Linked DNA regions of Homo sapiens: all the other regions are linked to region 1. Evidence: chromatin loops called from intact Hi-C (ENCODE). Cell type or tissue: IMR-90. All regions are shown on one strand.

Region 1 (8,000 bases):
CCCAAACCAACATGAAAGTGAGGTTGTGCAAAGGGGAGCTTGCTCTTCAGACACTTCAGTGCAGTCCTCTAACTTCCTTCCAAGTGGGTCACAGCATCTGATGCCCTATGGAGCTGGTCCTGCACCTTCCATGTTGGGGGTGTCATAGTCTGTGTGTGCAGCTGTAACAAAATACTGCAGACTGGGTAATTCATAAAGAACAGAAATTTATTCTTTCACAGTTCTGCAGGCTGGGAAGTCCAAGATCCAAGCACCAGCAGGTTCGGTGCCTGGCGAGGGCCCAGGTCTCCGCTTCCAAGATGGTGCCTGTTGCTGCGTCCTCCAAAGGAAAGGAAGGTTGTGTCACCACATGGTGGGAGGCAAAAGGGCAAGCCAGCTGAATGCTCTGTGAGGCCCCTTTTATGAGGGTCTGATCCCACTCAAGAAGAAAGAGCCCTCGTGGTCTAATCACCTGCAAAAGTCCCTCCTCTTAATACTATCACATTGGCCATTAAGTTTCCACACCTGAATTTTGCAGGGGACACATTCAAACTGTAGCAGAGGGCCTCACAGCCAAGCAAAAGTTCACTTGATTAAATATATACATCTTGGTACTGTAATCCTGTTATATATCAAATACAGGCAGAACTGGGGAAAATCAGGATATGTTTTTTGGGGATAAGAAGGATAAAAGTCCAACCTTATGTAGTAAGACATTTTATCCTTAACTGGCCAAATGATAATTCTTCCCTACTGAAATCAGTTACTATATCTATCTATCTATCTATAATCTATCTATCTATCTATCTATCTATCTATCTATCTATCTATCCATCTACTTATCTATCTACCTATCAATCTAAGCTGCTGGCTTAAAATGTGTCTTACTTGAAAGCTCTCTCAGACCACAGTGTGGGACAGAGGCCTCCATGAGTGCTTCTCACACCAGCACAGAACTTTCTATTATTCGTACGTGGAGGATGTCAAGTTTATTCTTATGAAAAGAAATTGTTCGCAGGAAAGTCACAGGTTTTAAGAGAAATGAAATCATGACGCCCATGAGTTGCGCATTTAGAATGCTAGCGGTTTCTTCAGGAGTCTGTGACAAATTGTCGTGTCATCAGGCTATCACATGCTCCATCTGCCTTCCTAGACTCTTACAGAATTCCCAGACCAGGATAGATCCCATTCTCCTTTTCTACATCTTCCCACTGCAAACTCTGGCCTCAGATAAGAATATTGCTTTGGCAGGGGGTGTAATGTTATTAGAAATAAAGTTAATTAGGAAATGTTTGTGTCTAACCTATTGAATATATGAAATATAATTAATTTTCTGTATCAACTCTTAGAACTGTGAATTGAGTGGCAGGGATGAGGATGAGCTCACAGTAGGCTGGGTATGCACTTTGCCTTCTGGGATTCAAAGAAGTAGGTCCATGCTGTCAGGGCCCAAGCTTTGCTCTCCGTCTCTTGCTGCCCGGACATCTCTTTCCCCTGCTGTGTCCCTTGGACTGTCCTGGGACAGCATCCTCAAGCCCTCCCCGTCTTCCATTTCTGCTGTGCCTCATTAATCGCAAGGAAGCCCATTCACCTCCATGCAGCCAATCAGCACTTAGCCTTTCTTTCTTTCTTTCTTTCTTCCTTCCTTCCTTCCTTCCTTCCTTCCTTCCTTCCTTCCTTCCTTCCTTTCTTTCTTTCTTTCTTTCTTTCTTTCTTTCTTTCTTTCTTTCTTTCTTTTCTTTTTTTTTTTTTGAGACAGAGTCTCACTCTGTGGCCCAAGCTGGAGTGCAGTGGCATGATCTTGGCTCACTCCAACCTTTGCCACTGGGGCTCAAGCGATTCTCCTGCCTCAGCCTCTCAAGTAGTTGGGACTACAGGCACACGGCATCACACCTGGTTAATTTTTTTGTATTTTTAGTAGAGACAGGGTTTCACCCTGTTGCCCTGGGTGGTCTCGAACTCCTGAGGTCAGGAAATCCACCCGCCTCAGCCTCCCAAAGTGCCAGGATTACAGGCATGAGCCACCATGCCCGGCCCTCTTCTTAAATGCTTCTAGTGTTTGATGACTATTAGATTTTGGTGAATATTAGATTTTGACACATAGCATGCATGTTCTAACATCTCAGAACCATTTTTTTTGAATCAAAAACAAATTTAAAGGAAGGGATATGATATTTTTTCCAATAAAAACAGGAAAATGGACTTGGCAGTGGCTGCCTGCTAGGCAGTAAGTGATTGAAGAGTGACTTCATTTCAGAAACATAGCTGCTTTCATCTTTCAGTAAATGAGTCTAAGACCTTTCTCAGGGCACATGCATAAAATAAGGCTAGACATTTTTATAAAACTTACGTCTTTATTCAAACTACAGGAAAAGAATCCAAATGGAAAGCAAGGCAGTGTTCTTCAGGCTAAGGCTTTTTTTTTTTTTTTTTTTTTTTTGAGACGGAGTCTCGCTCCACTATTGCCCAGGCTGGAGTGAGTGCAGTGGTGTGATCTCGGCTTACTGCAAGCTCCGCCTCTCGGGTTCACGCCATTCTCCTGCCTCAGCCTCCCGAGTAGCTGGGACTACAGACCCCCTCCACCACACCCGGCTAATTTTGTTTTTCGTATTTTTTAGTAGAGACGGGGTTTCACCATGTTAGCCAGGATGGTCTCGATCTCCTGACCTCGTGATCCGCCCACCTTGGCCTCCCAAAGTGCTGGGATTACAGACATGAGCCGCCACACCTGGCCAGGCTAAGCCATTTTTATTGAGCATTTACCCCTAGAGGGAGTTCTACAACCCACTAAAGGCCAGGCCTGACTGCATCCTCCCAATTCCCTGTTGTCAAGAAACGCTGGGCCGGGTACAGTGGCTCACGCCTGTAATCCCAACACTTTCGGAGGCCGAGGCAGGCGGATCACTTGAGGTCAGGAGTTCAAGACCAACCTGGCCAATATGGTGAAACCCCTTCTCTACTAAAAACACAAAAATTAGCTGGGTGTGGTGGAGCATGCCTGTAATTCCAGCTACTCGGGAGCCTGACCGATGAGAATTGCTTGAACCTGGGCAGCAGAGGTTGCAGTGAGCTGAGATTGTGCCACTGGGCGACAAAGTGAGACTGCCTCAAAAAAAAAAAAAAAAAAGAAAGAAAGAAAAAGAAAAGAAACCCTGTAGCTAGCGATGTAAGTCGTGCGCCACTAGCTGGCACTGTCGCTCACAGCACACTGCAGGCCTCTGCACCTTTTGCCTCCCTGAGAAAGGCAAAGAAGAATCCCAGTTTACCACGGTGTCCTGTGCTGCTCAGCCTCCGAGTCGTGTCCCTCCCATCAGAGGCCTTCCACGGAGCTCAACCCCTCCCTAGGGCTTGGAGGACGGTGGCAACAGACGAATCTACATACGGGCCTGGCATGTGCGGGCTGGATCAGCTGGAGTTTGAAGGAGAGAATCCGATTCAAAAGAGAGCAGGGGAAGTGGTACCGAGAGAAGCAAGGCAGATGGCAGCGCAGAGTCTGAGAGCGGGAGGGGGCACTTTCAGCCTCAGGAGACGCTCCTGGCAGAGGGCTAGGGCCTGAGATGGGGCAGGGGGCGGGCAGAGAGTGGCTTCCTTCTTCCCTACTGTTTTCCTCCCTCCCTCCCTTCCTTTCTGCCCCCTCGGGGCAGCCAGTGCACAGAGCTCTGCCACCGTCCTTCAGGTAACACTTCACATTACCCTCTCCATGTGGCCTCAGTTAACACATGGTATGTAAAACAAGGAGTTGAGATGAGACCTCTACCGAATTATAGTCATACTCTGTCACAGTCCTCGTGGCACCTTTTCTTTGTAGAGTCGGAACAAGACCCAGAGTATATGGGATGATGAAACCTGAGCATCAGGGTGGCAGGAGCTGTCAGTTAGGAGTGAAGGCAGAGAGAGAGGGACAGACACCACCACCCACCCCACCGCAGTGCAGTCAGTGAAGGCAGGGGGATGGGCTGACTCAATGCATTCACCCAGTGAGTGGGTCGCTCTAAAATACTCATCATTGTTTTCCAGGGCAATATTAGCATTGGCAGCTTTTAAGAGCACCTGAGAATCTGCTCAGAGCATGTGTATCACTGCCTGACTCCTAAACCATGGGATGATTTAGGAGACGTGAGTGATGTGCCCAAGGGTGAGAGTTGAAGGAGAAGGGGGCGGAGACTGTGTATTCCCTGACATTCCCCATTCCCAGTCAGCTCGGGGATCATAAGCTTTGGTGACAGCCTGTGAGCGGTGCCCTGGGAGCCACATTTGCTTTCGCAGTACTATGCTTTGCTAATGTTTGGGAGGGGGACAGCTAACACGTCACACATGTGACAGCCCGGCTGTGCACCGGGACAATCCCCCTTCCAGGCCAGGAAACAAGTGGGTTCTATAAAGGACACTGAACACATTCCTCTGGAGTGGAGCAAGGTGCTTTTCAGTTTTGGCAGCCCAAGGACGAAAAAGCCCAACCACATCCTGCAGTGGAGGAGAGACGGAAAGTCAAATTTAGGGATTCACTCTCACTCCGCACAGGCATCCCCAAGACAAATGGACAATTGTAGTGTTATTTTAAGATTTAAAATTTTCCAGAGTTCTGAAACACCTTTGAGAACTTTCAAAGAAAGCTATTTCTGTCCTTTGAAGGTTAGGCCAACATTTACACTTCTACCTGAATTGTCCAGCTTCTGGCATAGTTAAGCACTTCCCAGCTTCTCCAGAGAAAGCTATGTTCATGATGAGAAAGTTCTTATTGTGCGGTGATGTGAGGTGACACTGCTGGGGGTGGGCAGAGCCCCAGAGAGACTGTTAGAGATCACATGTTTCCACAGGGGTCCTGAAGACGTGCAGAGGTGGAATAAGATCTCCCGTTGGGCTTCTCCCTCTCCACCGACACACTCTAAGCTCCTTGAGAAGGCCTAACATTGGTGTGGAAACCATATCTTCATACTTCTGTGGGTCACAGCCAAATTTATACATGAAAAAGACAAAAGATCATTTCTGTTTCTTTTATGAAATAGAGTAATTTTATACTTTTTCTGTTACCAAATTCAAATTCACTTAACTGTAGGAATTTTAAAATTTACAAAGTTAATCAGAAATGCACTCCAACCTCTTTTCTTCTAACTCTGCCTTAGAATTTCAGAGATAAGGATGTTCATCTTCAATCAGGGGATTGGCCCTTTCTTTCTACTGCTCCATTCTCATGTAGGAGTGATTCATACGCACAAAGGACTATGTTAGTGAAGGGAGGCTGATGCTCACATGAGGGTCACATGCTTCTATGCAGTTCACAGTTAAATATGAAACTGAATGTCAACAAGCAGTTTGGTACAACAATGGGATATCATTCAGACCATCCCTATAAATAGCTGGCATTTATTGAGCACTCACTATTGCCCCAGAGACTTTCTAAGTACTTTATATGTATTAATTATTTACTAATTGTACTCATAGGGTAGGGCTTCTCAACTTCAATAAGTTTGACACTTTGGGCTGTGTATTGTAGTGTGTTTAGCAGCACTCTTTCCTGGCCTCTTTCCACTAAATGCTAGTAAGATCCCCTCCCAAGTCATGAAACCAAAACTGTCTCCATACATTGCCAAATGTCCCCCGGGAGTTAAAACCACTATACCGTCACCCCCAGGTGAGAAACCACTGCCCTATGGCTGCTCCATGAAACATGAAATGGTTGGCAGAAAAGCAGGCCTGGAAAAGTTATTTGGACCTAAGCTATGAACTGGGAGAAATGTTCCTAATGTCTCTGAACACAATAGTTTATGTTGGGAAACCCTCCAGGGAAATTAAGGGGGCAAATTCTGCTTAAGAAAGAATTCTGGAAGTGACATCTGCAAGATGGCAGAATAGGAAGTGCCAGCCCTTGTTCCCCTCAGAAATACTGATTTAATAACCATCCATAGATAAAATTACTTTTCTGAGAGCTCTGGACTCCAAGCAAGAGTATTCAACACCTTGATGGGGCACAGAAATGAGAAAAGACACATTGAAAAGGGTAAGAATATTTTTACTTTACCAGCACCAAGCCTCCTCTAGGCCAGTAGAATGCAGCACCAAGACAGATCTCCTTGGCCCATAAGTTCTCCCATGGGGGAAAGAGAGCATGCAGTGAGCATCTGACTCTTCTGTAGCCTTTTGATTTACTGCCTGAGAGGCTCACTTCTGTTATGCCTCACCCAGAACACTGAGTGAATCAGAAAGGCTAGATTGCCTGGGGGCTGCTAAGAACAACAGAAATAGATGAGGGCTCTCAACAACCAACATGCAGACCTCAACGGCATGCTGGTGGCGCACAGCAGCAGGCCACCTGCCCATGGACCACAGCAGCAAGCCTGCTTACCCACTGACCCCAGCAGTTTTCCAGCCTATGGATCCCACCAGCCAGCCCACTCAGAATCTCTGGCCAGCCTGACTGGGAAGGGGTTTCCCTGCTGAAGCCAGCCTGTAAAGATTAAAAGAGATGACTCCTTCTTCAAAAGTACAGGCACCAGTGCAAAGCCATAAGGATCACAAAGAATCAGGAAAATACAACGATGCCAAAAGAACACAATAAAACCGATAACTGATCTTTTAAAAGATGGAGACCTAAGAACTGCCTGGAAAAGAATTCAAAATAAGTGTCTTAAATAATCTCAGTGAACTATTAAAGAACACAGAAAGAAAGCCACATGATATCGTGAAAACAATACATGAACAAAATGAGAACTTCAACAAAGACATAGAGATGATAAAAGAAAATAAATTTTGGAGCTGAAGGACACAATGACCGAACTGAAAAATTTCAGAGGAAACTTCAACAGCAGACTTGATCAGGTAGAAGAAGAGGCATCTGTGTGCACAAAGAGAGATCGTTTGAAATTATCCAGTCAGAGGAACAAAAAAAAAACAGAAATAATTTTTTAAAAGTAAAGAGAACTTAGGGAACTTATGAACATCATCAAACATACCAATATATGCTTTATGGGATTTCTACAAAGAGAAGAGGAAGAGAAAGTGGTAGAAAACTTATTTAAGGAAATAATGGTTGAAAACTTCCCACATCTGGGAAGGGAAATAGACATCCAGTTTTATGAAGCCCAGATAACCCCAATTACCCAATTAGAAGAGTAAAGAGAAAAAAGAATTTAAAAAAAGAGTGAACAGGGCCTACAAGAATTGTGGGGCGCCATCAAGTGAACTAATTTCCACATAATAGACATTCCCAAAGGAGACAAAAGAGAAAAGGCCTAGAAAGCATACTTAAATAAATAATGGATAAAATTTTCCCAAATCTGAAAAAAAAATGACACCATCCAGGTACAAGAAGCTCAGAAGTTACCAATAAAATTCAGCCCAAAGAGGAAATCCCAAAGGCACATTATAATCAAATTTAAAAAAATCAAAGACAAAGAAAGAATGTTTAAAGCAGCAAGATAAAAGAAACAAACCAAATGCAAGAGATACCCAATACAGCTTTCAGTGGATTTCTCAGCAGAAACCTTGCAGGCAAGGACAGAGTGGAATGCTGTATTTGATGTGCTAAAGGAAAAAACTACCAACCGAGCATACTGTGCCTAGCATAGCTATTCTTCAGATACTAAGGAAAGATAGACTTTCCCACACAAACAAAAGCAGAAGGAATTCATCATCACCAAATCTGTGTTACAAGAAATGCCCAAGGGAGTTCTTCAATTTGAAAGAAATGGTTGCTAACATGTAACAAGAAAATATCTAAGGGTATTAAACTCACTAATAAAAGAAAAAAAGACAAATTCAGAATATCCTAATACTGCAATTGGGGCAAGTAAATCACTTATTTCTTAAGTATGAAGACAGAAGACAAAACTATTAAACATGATGGTAACTACAACAATTGGTTAAAAGATAGGCAATATAAAAAGATGTAAATTGAAACATGAAAAAGTCAAGATGGGGCATATTAGTGGAGAGTTTATTTTTGTTACTTTTATTCTTTGCAGTCAAATTAAGTCATTATCAATTTAAAATAACCTGTTATAACTATAAGATGTTTTTTGTAC
Region 2 (8,000 bases), 430 kb after region 1:
CAGGCCATACTCCCTCCAGAGGGGAGAATCCATGCCTTGGCTCTTCAAGTCGCTGGCACCTTTGGCAATTGTGGCTCTTGGCTGCACCACTCCAATCTCTGTGTCTTAGTGTGTTTGGGCTGCTATAAGAAAATACCACAGACTGAGTAGCTAATAAACAACAGAAATTTATTTCTCACAGTCTGGAGGCTGAGAAGTCCTAGATCAAAAATGCCAGCAGATTCAGTCTCTGGTGAGGGCCTGTTTCCTAGTTCATAGATGGTCATCCTCACATGGTGGAAGGGGCAAGGGCGCTTTCTGGGGCCTGTTGAAAAAGGCACTAATCCCATTCATGAGGACCCTGCCCTCATAACCTAATCACTTCCCAAAAGCCCCACCTCCTAAAACCATCACATTAGGGTTAGGTTTCAATATATGAATTTGCAGGGTTGGGTGGGTGGGGAAGGGTGCACAAACATTCAGTCTATAGCACTCTGCCTCTACCTTTACATCACCTTCTCCTCTTCTGTATGTAGTTAAATGTCTGTTTCTTTCTTAAAGGGATACATGTGATTGCATTTAGGATCTACCAGATAATGCGGCATGATCTCCCCATCTCAAGATCCTTAACTTAATCACATCTATAAAGACCCTTTTTCCAAATCAAGTAGCATGTACAGGTTCCAGGGATTGGGATAGAAATGTCTTTGTCGGGGGAGGTGGTATTTTTCTACCTACCATATCTTCTACTTGGACCAAAATACAGGACCAAATGCATGCATGAAGTCATTCATGAATTCCACAAATATTTAAGGGCCTCTTCTATCCAGAAACTGCAAAAGCCCAACCCCTGAGTTTTGAAAAGAGCTTGATCATCTTAGCAGGGACTGAGCACAAGTGAACCTTTGCAAATTGGCCCCTTCCCACACACTTCCTAAAAGGAGGTAGCAACCATCTCTAGAGGGGCCAGGGAAGGGATATCTGACTGAGTAAGGCCACAGACAGGCTCCCCGACCCTTCCTGGCACAACAGAAGGTAGGGAAGCCAAGGAAGGCACAATAGCTCATCTGGGCTTTCCTGGGGCTGCTCACTCACTTCCAGTCTAGTGAGAGTTTATATACTCAGTCTGCTGTTAAAGGGTGCGGGTAATACCCTAGCCTCCCTTCACAGGGTTGCTGAACCTCACCTGCTCCATCCTGCAGTGCTGGCTGATGCCAAGGACTTTAGTCTAAAAGTCACAAGTATTCAGGGCTGACAGCCTCGTCCTGCTTTCATTTCATCTGAAAAATCATTACACAAGCTAGCACTTTTTTGTGAGAAAAAAATACATATATATATATATATATATATGTATATATAAATGCAAGCTCTGAAAGGGGTCTTTATTATCTGCCTAGCAACAGTTTGCTATAAATAAAATCACCCTGTTTTGCTATTTTATAATTAATAGCTCAACATTCTCACAACAACATTGGCCTTGCTGGCATCCTGGTTCCTTGTTTTCAATGAGCCTGAATGATTCTACAACCTTTCTCTGAATGTGAATTAGGTGCACAGGGTTTTAAACAAAAGAAATGTTGCCTCTTACCACACATTCACATGCAAAGTAATCAGAGCTGCAGCATTCATGCCCATGAATTTCTCATCTCTGGTCAAATATCTAATCTTCATTTTCATCAATTATGCCAAATTAATAGGATTTATTCTGGGATTGTGTTGTTTGCAGTCTGGTCCTATGACCCCAGGCCTCTCCTGACACCTGCCCAATGTGAAAAGCACATATTGGTGCTAAGATGTCTCATTACTAACGGTGTGCCCCCACTGGGCTTGACATGCATCAGAAGCACAATCTGAGAGGTAACTCTAAGAAGAATGCGTCATTTTTCCGATTCTATAGTTGAGCAAACTAAGGCACAGCTCTAGTTAGGAGTTTGTCAAGATCCCACAGTGAGTCAGCGGAAAATGAAGGAGAATGTGTTTTGGAAATGGCTCTGGCTGCTTTGAACTTCCAGCCACGTTTCCCTCCCTCCCTCATAGGATTCAAAAAGTGAACCTTATCAAGAACAAGACCTTCCACATTGGATAATAAGTTGCTTTCCCAGAGACTGGAAGGGGTGAGCAAGTATGATGGGCAGCTGATTGATGCACAGATGTTTGAGAGTCCCGAGTAATTATGGTGAAACCCTGGGATGGGTGGAGGGGTGCAGGCTGAAGGCTTCTGGTCACGAATTCCCATGATGTGAAGGCAGAGAGGATGCAAAGTCAGCAGAAACTTGCATGCTTAATAGTACACCACACCAGGGAGAGGTTTCTAGTTCTCTTCTTTCCTGGATATTACTTATTGATGTATGCAATTTAATAAAATGAGCTGGCTCCTTAAAACACAAACCTTGACGACTACACCCTGGCCCTTCTCTCTCCCCTCCCTATTGTCGTTTCCACTTCTAGGTCAGTGGCTCCTGAATAGCTTCCAGCCTTGCTAGATCATGCTGTGGCCCACATCAGTTTCAACCACATGGATCAGACTAAAAACATCTTTCTGTCCAAGCCAACCTTCCTCCCCAGGTCTTCCATTTCTCTCAGTGGCAGCACCATTGATACCCTACATGTTCATGAGAGTCACTCTCTCCTCCGTATATTTGCAGCATCCATATGTCCTGGAGTTTCTGGAAACAGCCCTGATTTCAAACCTTCTGTTTTAGTGTCTGACCATGTGTCAATGCTTGTATTTTGATTTTGGACTGAGAAGACAAGAAGACATAGTGACTGTACCTGTCAATAAGCTGGCATGGCGGTCTTGTCTTCCTTCCTTATGCCTCCCAATCTGATCTTATTTCTAGTTACCATTGCAGGAGTCGCTGTTCTCGCAGCTGGATTTTGTAATAACATTGTCCTCCTCCATTTTGCTCTTCATGACTCCAACAAATAGATCCTCCAAACATAATTGCTCTTTATTCTCTCAGCAAAAGTACCCCAAAACACATAAAGCAAAACAAACAAACAAAAAAAACCAAAAACCCACAGTACCTTTCCACTCTCAACCAGATGAATTCACCCTCATTATCTTGGGGCTTCCTTCCCTAAAGCCTTCCATCTGCTCCAGCCCCCACAGACCTTCATCTCCCTGAAACAATATGACACTCATTTTTAGTTTTAGTATTTAACTTCCAACATTGTAAGTTGCTTTATTATTTGTCATCTCTCAAAAGAGGTTTTAAGACCCTTAAAGAAGGACAGCTCTTTAGCTGTTTTTGGATACCTTTCATCATGGGAAGCTGGTTTCAGGCAAATAGTAAGTGTTCAACAATTATCTTTTAAAAGAGGTGTCATTGCATAGCTTAGTATGTGAAATGGGTATCTCTCATAAACCAGTTCCCTTTACATGTACAGCTATTTAAAGGGATAAACAATATCATTATTTTCCAGAACAAAAATGACCACATGATAAATAAGGCTTTATGAAAAAACATGGACAAGTGTGTGTTGCTTTAGAATAAAGGTGGGGGTGGGGGGAAGCTTTGGGGGCTGTTTGCATTTTATATGTAAACAGTGACATCTGCTGGTGAAGATGCACAGCATTTACATGGCATCTTGAAGTGGATTCAGGGTTCAGAAGCATGAATGTCATTGAGTCTTCATCATGGTCCTCTCAGAGACACCCAAAAGCCCCTTGTGAGACCCCAGGATCGGGTCATGTCCTCATACTTGATGATGATGGATGTGTTATTCTGGGAAATCATACAATTTATTTAAGACGAGCATCGATAATTAAAACAATTCTCCCTTTATCAGTTTCATTAGCCAGTTTTAACTTTTAATTGTCTTCCCTTATGATACATTTTCCCCTTGAAAGATTCCTGCCTGGTTTCCCTAGGGGAAGTGCTTAAAAGCATCAATCTCATCATAGTTCAGCAATCATGAGATAATTTTGTTCCCTAATTCTGTTTTTCTAGCATGTTTGTAAACAATGCCATCAGGAATAAAAGTGTTTGAAGCTGAAGCTGGGTCTTCCATCCAAATGTGGAAAGCGTGCCAGAGGACTGTCTTTCCCATTCCCGCCCCACCTGCACAGCCATAGACAAAGCTCAGCTCCGGGATAAGGTAAATGTCAAGAGCCACACAGCAGCATGCCTTCCCTTCAAGACAGAACAAAGGGTGGTTTTCTTGGCCAACCTACTGCACAGGAGGAAGCCAAGCAACACCATTGATTTAAGCCCCAAGGAAAACCTAAAATCTTTGGCCACTTCAGGTTGTAAATCTGGCATCAGATGTCAGAAACTTGTGTGAAAACAGAGACTACTAGGTTTTACTATGGCTTGAAAGGAATAACCCAAAGAAAAGCCTGACCCCAAAAAAGGACTGTCCCAGGCTCAGGGCCCCACAGCGACCACATGCCTGGGCAGGGAACTGCCGGGAAGGTAGCCCAGAATGGTCACATCTCACTCTGCAGCCCCCTCACCGGACAAGGACACCTCCTGTCAGGTTCCGAGTTCTAGTCATTCTTCCTTGTCTCTGAGAGCTGTCCATCTTTTCATACCATTTCTATTGCCACCCGTGGTTCAGCCTGAGGTGCCTCGGAGGACTCACTGGCCAGGCCCCATGGGCACTCTACACACATGATTGAGCAAGACCTCTAAATGAGACCACAAAGCAGGCCCATTTCCTTCAGGTGACTGACATGGGAACTCAGGCTGAGAGCAACTGACCAAGCAGACACAGCTAAAAAGATGGAGCCAGGATTCCAGCCAGGATCTGCCTGACTTTAAGTAATATGTGTTTCCCACTAAACCCATGTCATGGCTTTCCCCAGCTCTCGAAGCTTTGATGGCCCCACTGCCTACTGAATTCAGTCTTAGCTGCCAATCCAGGGGCCAAGCCCTCCGTGCCCTGCCCTGCCCTACTCTTCAGCCTTGCCCAGCTTTTCCCCTCCATGAACATCCTCAAGTCCCCCCCACACTCAAGACTCCCCAGGAGTGTCCCTTTGCTCATCTGCAATGTCCTTACTACCAGCCCATCTGCCCTTTCCAAGTCCTGCTCACTCATCAATACTTCTGTGACCCCCTGCCGTGAGAACACATTCTCTGCTAAACCCCTGCTCTTCCAGCGCACTTTCCTCAGAGTTATGTACAGAGAGGGTCTCCCCCTGCTAGACTGAGCCACCTCGGAGGAAGAGCCTGTGCCTGGATTTTCACATCTTTGTATGTCCTTCCATCCTTAGCAAAGGCACCTGGAATGTAATCAAAATCACCAAATATGTGTTGGATAGATGAATAGGTGGATGGATTATAAATAAATAAAGTATTTATCTAGGTTGTTACCTCTCAGGATGCAAGGAAATATATTTGATTTATAGACATACAGAAGAAGCGACTACATATAGTATAACAAAGCAATGTTGTGTTTGGAATAACAGCAACTGATTAATAAGTATCTATTATGTTACACTGATGTCGTATCTCTACCATTAGACTAACAAGTCTTTATGTTTCACGAGGGCAGGAATAATGTCTACAGCTGCAGCTGCCAGATCAAGCTGGAGTCCCTCCCTGATCTGATGCCATAAAGTAGGAGCTCTCAGTCACCATAGGAGGAAATCACTACCTCAGGCTGCTCACTAGAACCTCTGGGAAGAAACAGAGCTCCCCACCATAAGTCACGGCTTTGGGGTCAGAGTCTCTGGATCCAAGCCTGGTTCTGCTACTTGAGCCTCTCTTGAGTCTCAATTTCCTCCCTGAATATAGGGATGATAATCCCTGTCCCATGAGTTGCACTGGGGAATAAATGTGATCATCTATACAGTGCACTCAACAGCGGGCATGACCTGTGGGAAGGGTCCCATTAGTGTCCACATTGCCAGTTATGCAGTGAATATCATTCATGTCTCAGCTTATGTATCAACCAACAGCAATGCAGAGTTATCCCTCCTGTAGTTAGTTGAAAGTAGCTGGTGCTGACTATACTTCTAAGTTCTTACCAGTTGTCACTAGACCTTGTCAAAATGGGAAAAGACAGACTTCTGATAAACTCACTGTCAACTTATAGGCAATTTTAATAGAAAAAAACATAATTCACTGCAGTTTTTAAAAAAATCTACAATGAGGTATGAGCTAAAAGAGGATTCCATAGACTTGAGGTCAAAGTTCATAGTGAATCTCTTAAAACCTTACCTCCCTTTGCCTTTTTAGTATTATTAGTATGTTACATTATAATTCATCCCCTGATAGTGTTTTCAGGGCATTGGAGTTTCTGAACACTTCAGATTGTCTCCTATGTCCTGCAAAGATACCCCATAATGGTGTAGCTCTGTGAGAGTGAAGTGGTGGCTCTGCACCCTCAAGGTGCCTGGAGAGTCAGGTCCACTCAGTCATGGTGTGCTGCCAGTTGCCAGACCTCTCTCTCTTCCTGCATGCCATGCAACTTTACAGACCAGGAAGGCACTCAAGGGCAGCACAGCCCTGGGGACACATCCCGGTGCCTTATGCTCTAATGTTCAAGACCGCCTCAGCATCTGCTTACTGTGCAGGAGCTAAGGGAGGCGATCACCTCCACGGACCTATCCTCAACAACAGCTCCTCTACACTAGAAGATACTAGAAACAAAAGAGCTGTGCTCCTCTGGGCTGAGTTAGGAACTGGAACTGTCCATCCCAGTGGAAGGAACTGGGTAAGCATTTGCACTAGCAATAAGCTCTCTGGCTTGTGGACCATGAGCCACGGGGATCCTTCAACACCAGTGGAGGTGAAGTGACTTTGAGTGCATGGACTCCATTCTCAGCAGGTTCACTTTTTATGCTGTCAGATCCGTAAACAAACGTTCGCCCCTTCCTGAAACAAAGCAGGAGAGGACATTGCTGATCTATCAGGGCATCCTGATAACATTCTGCCTCCACAACCAGCCAGTGGAGAATGATTAGAGAAACACGCTGGCTCTAATCAGCTGGGGATGTGAACACTGCTCATTGCTTGATTATGTACTTTAAATCATGAATACTCAGAACAATCATAAGATATATATACACTTAACATATACATATACCGCCTGTACACTCAACCAGAGGACATACATTGGTGGCTGCAGAACTCCGTTATGATAGCATGGAGTTTCATTTAGATCATTTCTTTTTTCACATGACGCCTCCAATTTACATTTTAGTGTTGTTGGTGATGGCTATTGACTGAATGTTTGCATTCTCATGAAATTCATATGTTCAAATCCTAATCCTCCATGTGATGGTTTTAGAAGATGGGCCTTTGGGGGGGTGATTAAGTCATCAGGGTGGAGATCTCATGAATGGGATTAATGCCCTTGTGACAGAGACCAAGAGAGCTCTCTGGCTCTCTTTCCACCTCGTGAGGATACAATCAGAAGGCAACCATCTGCAGCCGGAAGAGGGCCCTCACCGGAACCCAAGCCAGCTGGCCCCCGATCGTGGCCTTCCAGCCTCCAGAACTGTGGGAAGTGGATGTCTGTTGTTTGTGAGCCCCCCAGTCTACAGTGTTCTGTTACAGCAGCCCGAGCTGACTAAGACAGTGATATTACCAATGATGGCAAAACACCAAACAGTACATGCTGATCACTCAGAGTTCCTTCGTTGCCAGATATAGAAACGACTTTTCAAATTCCAGCTATAATCCTCCCAAACCTCAACTGAGGAAATGAATCATTATCACCAACTGCAAACTCGCTGTTACCCTCCAGCAATGACAAAGAGAGCCTTTCTCCTGTAGACCTCCCCCTAGGTGGGCCTGGGGCACACTTCCTTTCCTCCCAGCCGCCTGGGGACCTCGAAACTGCTTCTTCACTGACAGAAATAGCAACAGACAAGCCTGGGAAGCTCCCCTAACCTCTTGCAAGGAGAAATTATTTTTCATTTCCTTGAAGGTGTGGGCCCAGGCAGGCTGGCCGTACTCCCTCCCCACACAGCAATCCCAGCACACCTAGGAGACAGGGTGGGGCAGAGAAAGATGGGGGCTGCTAGGGCAGGAGGGCTGGCCCAGCCCCAGCAGGATAACTGCCCTGGA
Region 3 (8,000 bases), 240 kb after region 1:
TCATCATATCCTATCAAGGGTACATGCTGTCAACACCATGTCACTGTTGGGGTTGACCTTTCAGTCACTGTACTCTTTGCCTCTTCCCATACTGAATTCTTCCGAAGGAAGTCACTGTGCACAGCTCACAGTTAAGGAGTGTGGAGTTATAGTTTTCTCCTTGAGGGCAGAGTATCTACATAGATGATTTAGAATCCAGTGAGCTTTTTATTTCAGTTAATGTATTTCTGTCACAAATTTCTATTTGGTTCTCTGAAATATCTTCCTTCTTTTTGGCCAAGACTGTCTGTCTCTCTGTTCATTTCCAGCATGTTCAATCTTACTTCTTGGAACTTTTGGATAATGGCTGTTTTCGTCTTTCTTTGTCGATAATGTCAGTATCTGTGTCATCTTGACATTGGCTTCTGTGGATTGTCTTTTTCCACAGAGTTAAGATTTTCCTGGTTCTTTGTATGCTAAGAAGTTTTGGATTGTATCATGGGCATTTCGAATATTATGTTATGACACTGGCCATTTTTAATTTCTATGGAGAATGTGGATTTTTTTTAAGCAGGTGATCAACCCTGTGGGGTTTGGGCTGTGAGCTCTGGGTGTTGGTTTCAAAGGCAGATGTGTTTATAAGACCTAGTCTTGCATTTTTGCCCTCCAGAGGTCACCTTGGAACTTGGGTGGCAGTCTGTTGCAGAGTTTGCCTCTCAAAGGCTTTGTTATGGGTGAGCCCAGGAATTCATTAACAACATTATGGGGTCAGTTAGCCAAGCTTCTCTTTACAATTTTTCCAGCGCCTCTGGTTCCCCAAGAATCCCCTTTTCAGTCTTCTGGCAGGAAAGCTGGAGTGTGTCACCTTCTTCTTCCCATATTTCCTGCCCTTCTCCTGCATCCAGCGCCAAGTGGGGGCAGAATAGAAGACAGAGCACCACAGGCTCTGTTGGAAAGGAGGGTCTAGCTCCCTTGGAGTCTGCGGCAGCAGACATTTCTGCCACTGCCATTCCTGCATAGCCACGGTAGCAGAATTGCCTGGGACTGAGTTCAAAATAATAGACGAAAAAGAATAAATAAAATTGGAGACTTCCTCATCTTCTCAGAGCACTGGGAACCCCCTTTTCACTCCTCAAGCCAGAGCTAGAAGGTATCTCCTGGAGCTCTCTCTGTCATTGCCTTGGAGCCCACGTCCAGGTTCCCTGGTGCCTTGGGCTAAGCCAGGGGCTACCAGAGTGACAGTGACATACCCACCACCCATTCAGTGTCCTTAGCACACTTGTCTCCTCTCCCGGTCCATCGGCTGCTACTCCCTCTCAGAGCTCTGCAGTAATGAGCCTATGCGTCCTGCCCAAGTGCCGCCTGAAGTCAGTGGGAGCAACGGGATGAAGGAGGAGTCTCCACTGCTGTGGGAGTCCAGGGAGCTCATGGAGTTCCTGTGATGGCATCCTGCATTCTCCTCAAGGCCTTCCCCAGTTACTGCCATATCCCACCCCATGCCCTGGAAGCAAAGCTCTCCCTCTCCTATCCATCTCCACACTTTCGCACATCCTGGTTGGTGATTTGCTGCAGCCATGAGTGTGTGTGCATCAGCTGTCTGTTCCCCCTACGGCAGTAACTGTGTCTTTTCAGTCTTCTTTTCTCTAGTCTGGCTTCATTTTCTGAATACAAAGGATCCTCAGTAAGCGTGTGTTGAACACAGCTGGATTTCCGTGGTGTGTTGCAGGGCACTGGTCACTGACCCAGCAGACTCACGGTCTGCGGAGGATCAGGAGCTGCCCAGGCTCCCCGGAGCGTGTTTGTTCCTGGAGACGGTGGTCCCTCCTGTGCCTCCAGCTCCTGCCCCTGATCCCTAGTGCTGCTACCACCGTAGGTTTTCCTCCTTTCTCTGGAATCCAGATCAAGTTTTGCCTATTAAAAGCCTCCGTAATTGTGCTTTTTTTTTTTTCTTTTCCTGGCAGAATTGGAGAACTTAGGGAGGATACTGAAAATTGCATTTCTTTAGGGGCTAATCATAACAAAGCCTTTTGCAGAGCTTTGTGTCCTGCAGTTAGTCCTTGGGGGGTTAGGTAAGGGCCTCTGAGAACTATCAAGAAGTACATGGAGGGCCTTCAGTCTAACTATCCAGCAATTTCACAATAATACAGTATGGCCTCCCAAAGTGAAGATGGTCCATTCCAACCTCTGCACTGTATCATGGGTGATCAAGTAAGATCTTAGAGAAACCTAGACCAGTTCAGTCTCTTTTTTTTGAGACAGAGTCTCGCTCTGTCGCCTAGGCTGGAGTGCAGTGGCATGATCTTGGCTCACTGCAAGCTCCGCCTCCCAGGTTCATGCCATTCTCCTGCCTCAGCCTCCCGAGTAGCTGGGACTACAGGCACCCACCACCACGCCTGGCTAATTTTTTTGTATTTTTAGTAGAGACGGGGTTTCACCGTGTTAGCCAGGATGGTCTTGATCTCCTGACCTCGTGATCCACCCGCCTCGGCCTCCCAAAGTGCTGGGATTACAGGAGTGAGCCACCCACGGTGCCTGGCCACCAATTCAGTCTCTTCTCTGGGGAAAGTCATCCTCTCCGGCTGAACTTCACAGTTTCTGGAGGGTGGCCTCTGGGCAGGCGGGTACTGCAGCCTGGAGCCCGGAAGGATGTCAGCTCCAGAGGTGTTGAGCCAGGGCGGGGATGTTTGTGGCATGACTCTGAGGGAACTGCGCTGTCCTCTCATGTCCCTTTCAGGAGGCGTGTGCAGCCCTGCTAGACCAGTGCCTATGCTACGTGCAGTCCAGAGGCCTCCAGAGAGCCCCTGAGAAGACCAAGGGCAAAGTGAGCATGAGGTTCTCCTCTCTCTGCCCACCCTCCACGTCCACTGCCTCTGGCCGCAGACCCAGCCTCGTGATCGATGGGAGAAGCCTGGCCTACGCTCTCGAGAAAAACCTGGAGGACAAATTCCTCTTCCTTGCCAAGCAGTGCCGCTCCGTCCTCTGCTGTCGGTCGACGCCTCTGCAGAAGAGCATGGTGGTGAAGCTGGTGCGGAGCAAGCTCAAGGCCATGACCCTGGCCATAGGCAAGTATCCCAGCTGGCCAGACGGCCTCCTCCCAGCTGGACCCAAACTTCCTCTACCCTTCCATGCTACACCACGAGATGGGAAAACACTTCCTCACCTTTCTTTCTGTGTGTAAAATCACACCCAGTGTGATAGAGCAGGCAACATGTTCCGAAGGTAAAGTTTACATTGGAAAGCCACAAAAGAGAGTAGCAGAGTTACAGGTTCATGCTGCAAGGTCAGTAATCCGGTGCTGCTTTACGGCAACAAGATGGAGCTTACCCTGTTTCTCAGGAGACAGCACACAAGAGACCTGCCTGTCCCAGTCTGTCCTGGCCACAGCAGAGGGCACTACACACTCAGCCTTAGCCCAGGCCAACTTAGAAGGTCCTTTGCAGCTGCTTCTGGTCACCATGAGCCTCCGGGTGTCCAAGGCTTTGTAACGCCCTAAGGGCCCAGAGGCTTGGTGACCAGAATTCCCACTGCCTCCTGTCAGCTGTGCTGATGGTTCTGGGACAGGCTTCTGAGTAAATAAGTCCATCATCAGATACGCATCACTGCTCAGTTTTACACCAGTTATTTAAGGACTGTGTTTCTCATGGTGGTTTTTCCTGGCAGACACTGTTGGCCTGGAGAGCCCTGTCTGCTCCTCTCCAGGGAGGGGATGGTGGCCACTCGCCTCCTTCCAGGACATCCTCTCTGCCCACTTCTAGTGCAGGCAGAGTCTCTAGCACAGGTTCAGGGGCTCAGCAGCACCACCTCCTGGTGAGGGCCAGGAAGGAAGCAGTGGCCGTGACCCCCACATGCCAACAATTGGGCCTCCCTGTAAATAGAATCTACTCCTAGGTGAGAACTGGATCAGAAATCAAGTACCCTCGCCAATCAATCAGCCAGTGTTGGCAGTATTTTCTGCAAAAGGTCTGTGACAGCCCCTGCTTGTTGACATGGAGATTGCTGCCTGTTCACAGTGGGCACCTCACCTGGCCAGAGGAGACCGCTGTTGAGCCTGGGTTACAGTGGCAGTGAGGAGAGCGAGCACTGGCCTGAACACGGTCGTCATGGGGACCCTGCCCTACACACCCTGAGGCCAGTAACCGCTAAGGAGAGTGGGCACAGGGCACGTGTTCAGGAGGCCCGGGGAACCTAACAGCCATGGCCTGTCCTGAGGCCATCTTTGCCTTCATGTGCCTGGGGTGGCCCTCAGGTTTCCCTGAGGAGCTGGAAACGGTCTTCAGGCTGACCTGCACCACCCCTGTCCCAGCCTCCTCCTCTGAGCGTCAGCGTCCTTCCCTGGGAGCACGAGGACAACGTCAGCCCTGAAAGGCCACAGTACACAGTAAGACGTGAATGATGTTTCCCTGGCCTGGCCAGTGCCTGCCTCAGCCGCGTAGCCACTGGTGTCTGGTATTCCTGAAGAAGTGGAAGGAAATCCTTGGCAGATTAAAAAGAAAAGGAAACACAGAATGGAATCTCAAAAGAAAACGGGAAAGTAATGACCCATAAGAACATCAGCACATGGCTGGGCACGTGGTTCACACCAGTCATCTCAACAGTTTGGGAGGCCAAGGCAGGAAGATCACTTGAGCCCGGGAGTTTGAGACCAGCCTGGGCAACATAGTGAGTCCCCATCTCTACAAAAAATAAAAAAAATTAGCTGTGTGTGGTGGCACACACCTGCAGTCTCAGCTACTTGAGAGGCTGAGGTGGGAGGCTCACCTGAGCCCAGGAGGTCAAGGCTGCAGTGAACCGTGATCACACCACTACACTCCAGCCTAGGCAATAGAGTGAGAGACCCTGTCTCAAAAAAAGAAAAAAAAAACTGCTGGGGCAACATGGTGGGCGAAACCCCATCTGTACTAAAAATGCAAAACCTGGCTGGGTGTGGTGGCATGTACCTGTAGTCCTACCTACTCAGGAGGCTGAAGTGGGAGGATCACTTGAGCCCAGGAGGTTGAGGCTGCAGTGAGCCATGATCATGCCACTGCACTCCCACCTAGCCTGGGTGACAGAGTGAGACCCTGTCTCAAAAGAAAAAGAAAGAAAGAAAGAATGCGTTAAAGCATCAATGTGACCTACTCCTAGTGCCCAGTGGTTTATAATGTAGAGAGCATCGTTGCATACCATATCTCATGTTTTACCGTATCTCATTTTAAATGGGACATTCTGGGGAAAGCTGTACAGATTTTTATTGCTTCAGAGAATTCCAATTTGATATATATTAACTGATCAGTTAATATTGGTCTCAACATTATAAAGAACAGGAAAATCACAGGGAAGAGACATCCTGTAGTCACACTACAAGTCATTCTAACTTTGTGTATCTGCACCTTTTCTCATTTGTGCAACTTGGGATGTATGCCCTGATTTGGGCTCTTCTGCTGCCCAGTTCCAAGAATGGTGACCGTCACGGAGTGATAACAACTTTATGACTCTGCTGTCCTTTCCCCGAAGGTGTCCAGATATCTGACCATGCTCTGTGTTCCTAAACATTTTCTATCAACAAATTGACAGAATGAAGAGAAGTTCTCCTTTATTGCACCCCTAGAGGGCCCCAAAGTGAGCACAATGGCTAATACTGTGGCAATCCATATGCAAAAAAAAGAGCTCCACAACGTGCTGGGCTGAATTTAACCTCCTTCCCTTAGTTTAGAAACTGCCCGGGAAGTGTGGCTGGGAGTAGCCTTGGCTGCTTGGCTGGAGTGGCTCAGTAACTAATGATGATGAAGATGATGATAGCATCTTTCCTTGTGCCAGACAGCAGGATGAGGGTTTTACTGGTGTAAGAGCGGCACTGCAGAGCAGGCGCCATGTACCAGGTGGCTCAGCTCCAGCCCGCTTTCCGAAACATCTCCTGGTGTCGCTAGCTTATTCTGAATGCTTAACTCTATTCTCCCAGGGTGGATGCTCTACTCCTTTTTCCCCCATCTTCCCCAGGACGCTTTCACAGGACTGAGTTCAGCGGGGACTCCCAAGAAAATCTAGCACATTGATTTGATTCTGTGCTGTTTCTAGAATCAAACAATTCTTCTTGCCTGTGCTGTTTCTAGGTGATGGAGCCAATGATGTCAGCATGATCCAGGTGGCAGATGTGGGTGTGGGAATCTCCGGCCAGGAGGGTATGCAGGTAAAGACCAATCAGGCTATTCTGTGTGACCAATTGGCCCTACTGACCTCTTGTCCTGTCACCCTGTGGGCTGTCCCCGACTTCCTCTGGGCTCTACTGAACGAGGCTAAAGGGTTTGCCCTTAATATAGCTGATGCTCAATACAGCTGCTAAGCCACTAGTGGAAGGTAAGGAGGAATGCCATTCTTCCTGTTTATGAAGCAGTGTGCAATAAGCATGTCTTCCCATGTCACAAGTCTATTTTTGTGAAATAAGTGGTTCAGAGAGAGGCAAGGTGAGTCATCGCCTTCTGTCTGGCTTTCGATGGCTCGGTCCCAGCAGGCACTTTTTACTGTCCGTGAACACGGAGCAATACCATTTGAAAAAATGCCTTTGATGTAGGTGGAGCCTGGCGTCACTGTACAGGTGGAATGTAGCCATCCTCACTCACATGGAAGTTCACCTCTGCATCTTTCCTCTGCCACTGTGTTCACTCTCGGTCTGGGAGTCAGACATTGAACAAATGACTTAACTAAAAATGTGCTGCTTTTGGATTTAGTATTACAACAGTTTCCAACATTTGATTAAGTATGAATCACAACATTTTTGGGTTGGTGGAGATTTTAGGGAACAATTTATCCGAAGTTCTAAAAACCAGGATGTTGATACCACTTACTCGCTGGTTGATTCATTTGCTGACTCAGTGGTTCGATCAGTAATGATCTGTTGGGCATGTGCTACATGTCAGGCCTGTGCAGAGCTCATTAATAGTTTTAGCTGATGTTCCACCCTCAGATGGAGGGTCCCAAGCTAGATGCACAGTAGTTCCGTCACGGCTGGTCCTTGACACTTGCCTTACTCCCCCCGCCGTCATCTGACTGGAATCTCCGTGTTACGTTACTCGCACATTTTTTCTTCCTCCAGAAAATTGAAAATGGTGTTCATGTTTGACTCACCTTTGTGTCTTCACAGTGCCCAGTGTGGCACCTTGCACAAGGGGAAGCTCAAGAAACATTTGCTAAGTAAATGTACAAAATACAGTGGACCCTTGAACAACACGGGTCTGAACTGTTTGAGTCCACTTATATGGGGACATTTTTCAATAAATATTTGGAAAATTTTTTGGAGATTTGTGACAATTTGAAAAAACTTGCAGATGAACCACATAGCCTAGAAATATCGAAAAAATTAAAGCGGGCCAGGCATGGTGGTTCACACCTGTAATTTCAGTACTTTGGAAGGACAAGACAGGAGGATCACCAGAGGCCAGGAGTTTGAGACCAGCGGGGCAATGTGGTGAAACCCCATCTCTACTAAAAATGCAAAAACCCCAGCGTGGTGGCCCATGCCTGTAGTCCCAGCTACTTAGGGGGCTGAGGCAGGAAGATCACTTGAGCCTGGGAGGTTGAGCCTGAAGTGAACTATGATTGCACCACTGCACTCAAGCTTGGGCAATACAATGAGACCCAGTCTCTCTTTTTTTTTTTTTTTTTTTAAAAAAAAGGAAAAAAAATTAAGGAAAACGTAGGTGTGTCATGAATATGTGAAATACATGTAGATTCCATTGTGCGTGTTTATCAACTGTTTGTGTGATCAGTAAGGCTTCCCATCAACCGTAGGCTATTAGTAGTTAAGTTTTGAGGGAGTCAGAAATTGTATGTGGATTTTCGACTGTTCGGGGGAACCCCTAACTCCAGTGTTGTTCAAGGGTCAACTATAGTTCATTCATTCTGACTTTGTTGGCATTGCTTCTGTTTTCACTGTTTCCTCTACTGAAAATCTGATGGGGGCAGTGCCTATTGACCTCATATGCTTGGAAACTCGTCTAGTAAACATCTTTTGGATCAAACACTTGAATGTTGAGCATGTGGCTGGG

Evidence for each region. Peaks named below come from ENCODE experiments on the same cell type or tissue, not always from the same donor. Only the 100,000 strongest peaks of a DNase experiment are listed, where the experiment ranks them.
Region 2: it touches region 1 in a loop (16-fold over the local background); 55 of 110 quality-filtered maps call a loop at or near these places.
Region 3: it touches region 1 in a loop (15-fold over the local background); 49 of 110 quality-filtered maps call a loop at or near these places.

What each region holds. Positions count from the first base shown.
Region 1 is chr15:25,929,282-25,937,281 of GRCh38, reverse strand. The region is part of intron 1 of LINC02346 (long intergenic non-protein coding RNA 2346); the gene reads right to left. Among named protein-coding and RNA genes, the nearest start is that of LINC02346, 31 kb to the right of the region's middle. RefSeq lists enhancers at 5,815-6,314, 6,315-6,816. In IMR-90, a CTCF peak has its summit at 3,171; a DNase peak (open chromatin) is centred at 3,181; H3K4me3 peaks cover 284 bases; H3K27ac peaks cover 172 bases.
Region 2 is chr15:25,504,139-25,512,138 of GRCh38, reverse strand. It overlaps LINC02250 (long intergenic non-protein coding RNA 2250), which reads left to right. Exons shown (of 5, transcript NR_187215.1): 3 at 3,933-4,080. Among named protein-coding and RNA genes, the nearest start is that of UBE3A, 69 kb to the right of the region's middle. In IMR-90, a CTCF peak has its summit at 3,529 (motif pointing left); DNase peaks (open chromatin) are centred at 3,538 and 7,638.
Region 3 is chr15:25,689,860-25,697,859 of GRCh38, reverse strand. ATP10A (ATPase phospholipid transporting 10A (putative)) reads left to right here. Exons shown (of 21, transcript NM_024490.4): 14 at 2,714-3,041; 15 at 6,069-6,145. Among named protein-coding and RNA genes, the nearest start is that of LINC02250, 120 kb to the right of the region's middle. RefSeq lists enhancers at 647-1,193, 2,180-2,680. In IMR-90, CTCF peaks have their summits at 3,773 (motif pointing left) and 5,573; a DNase peak (open chromatin) is centred at 6,399.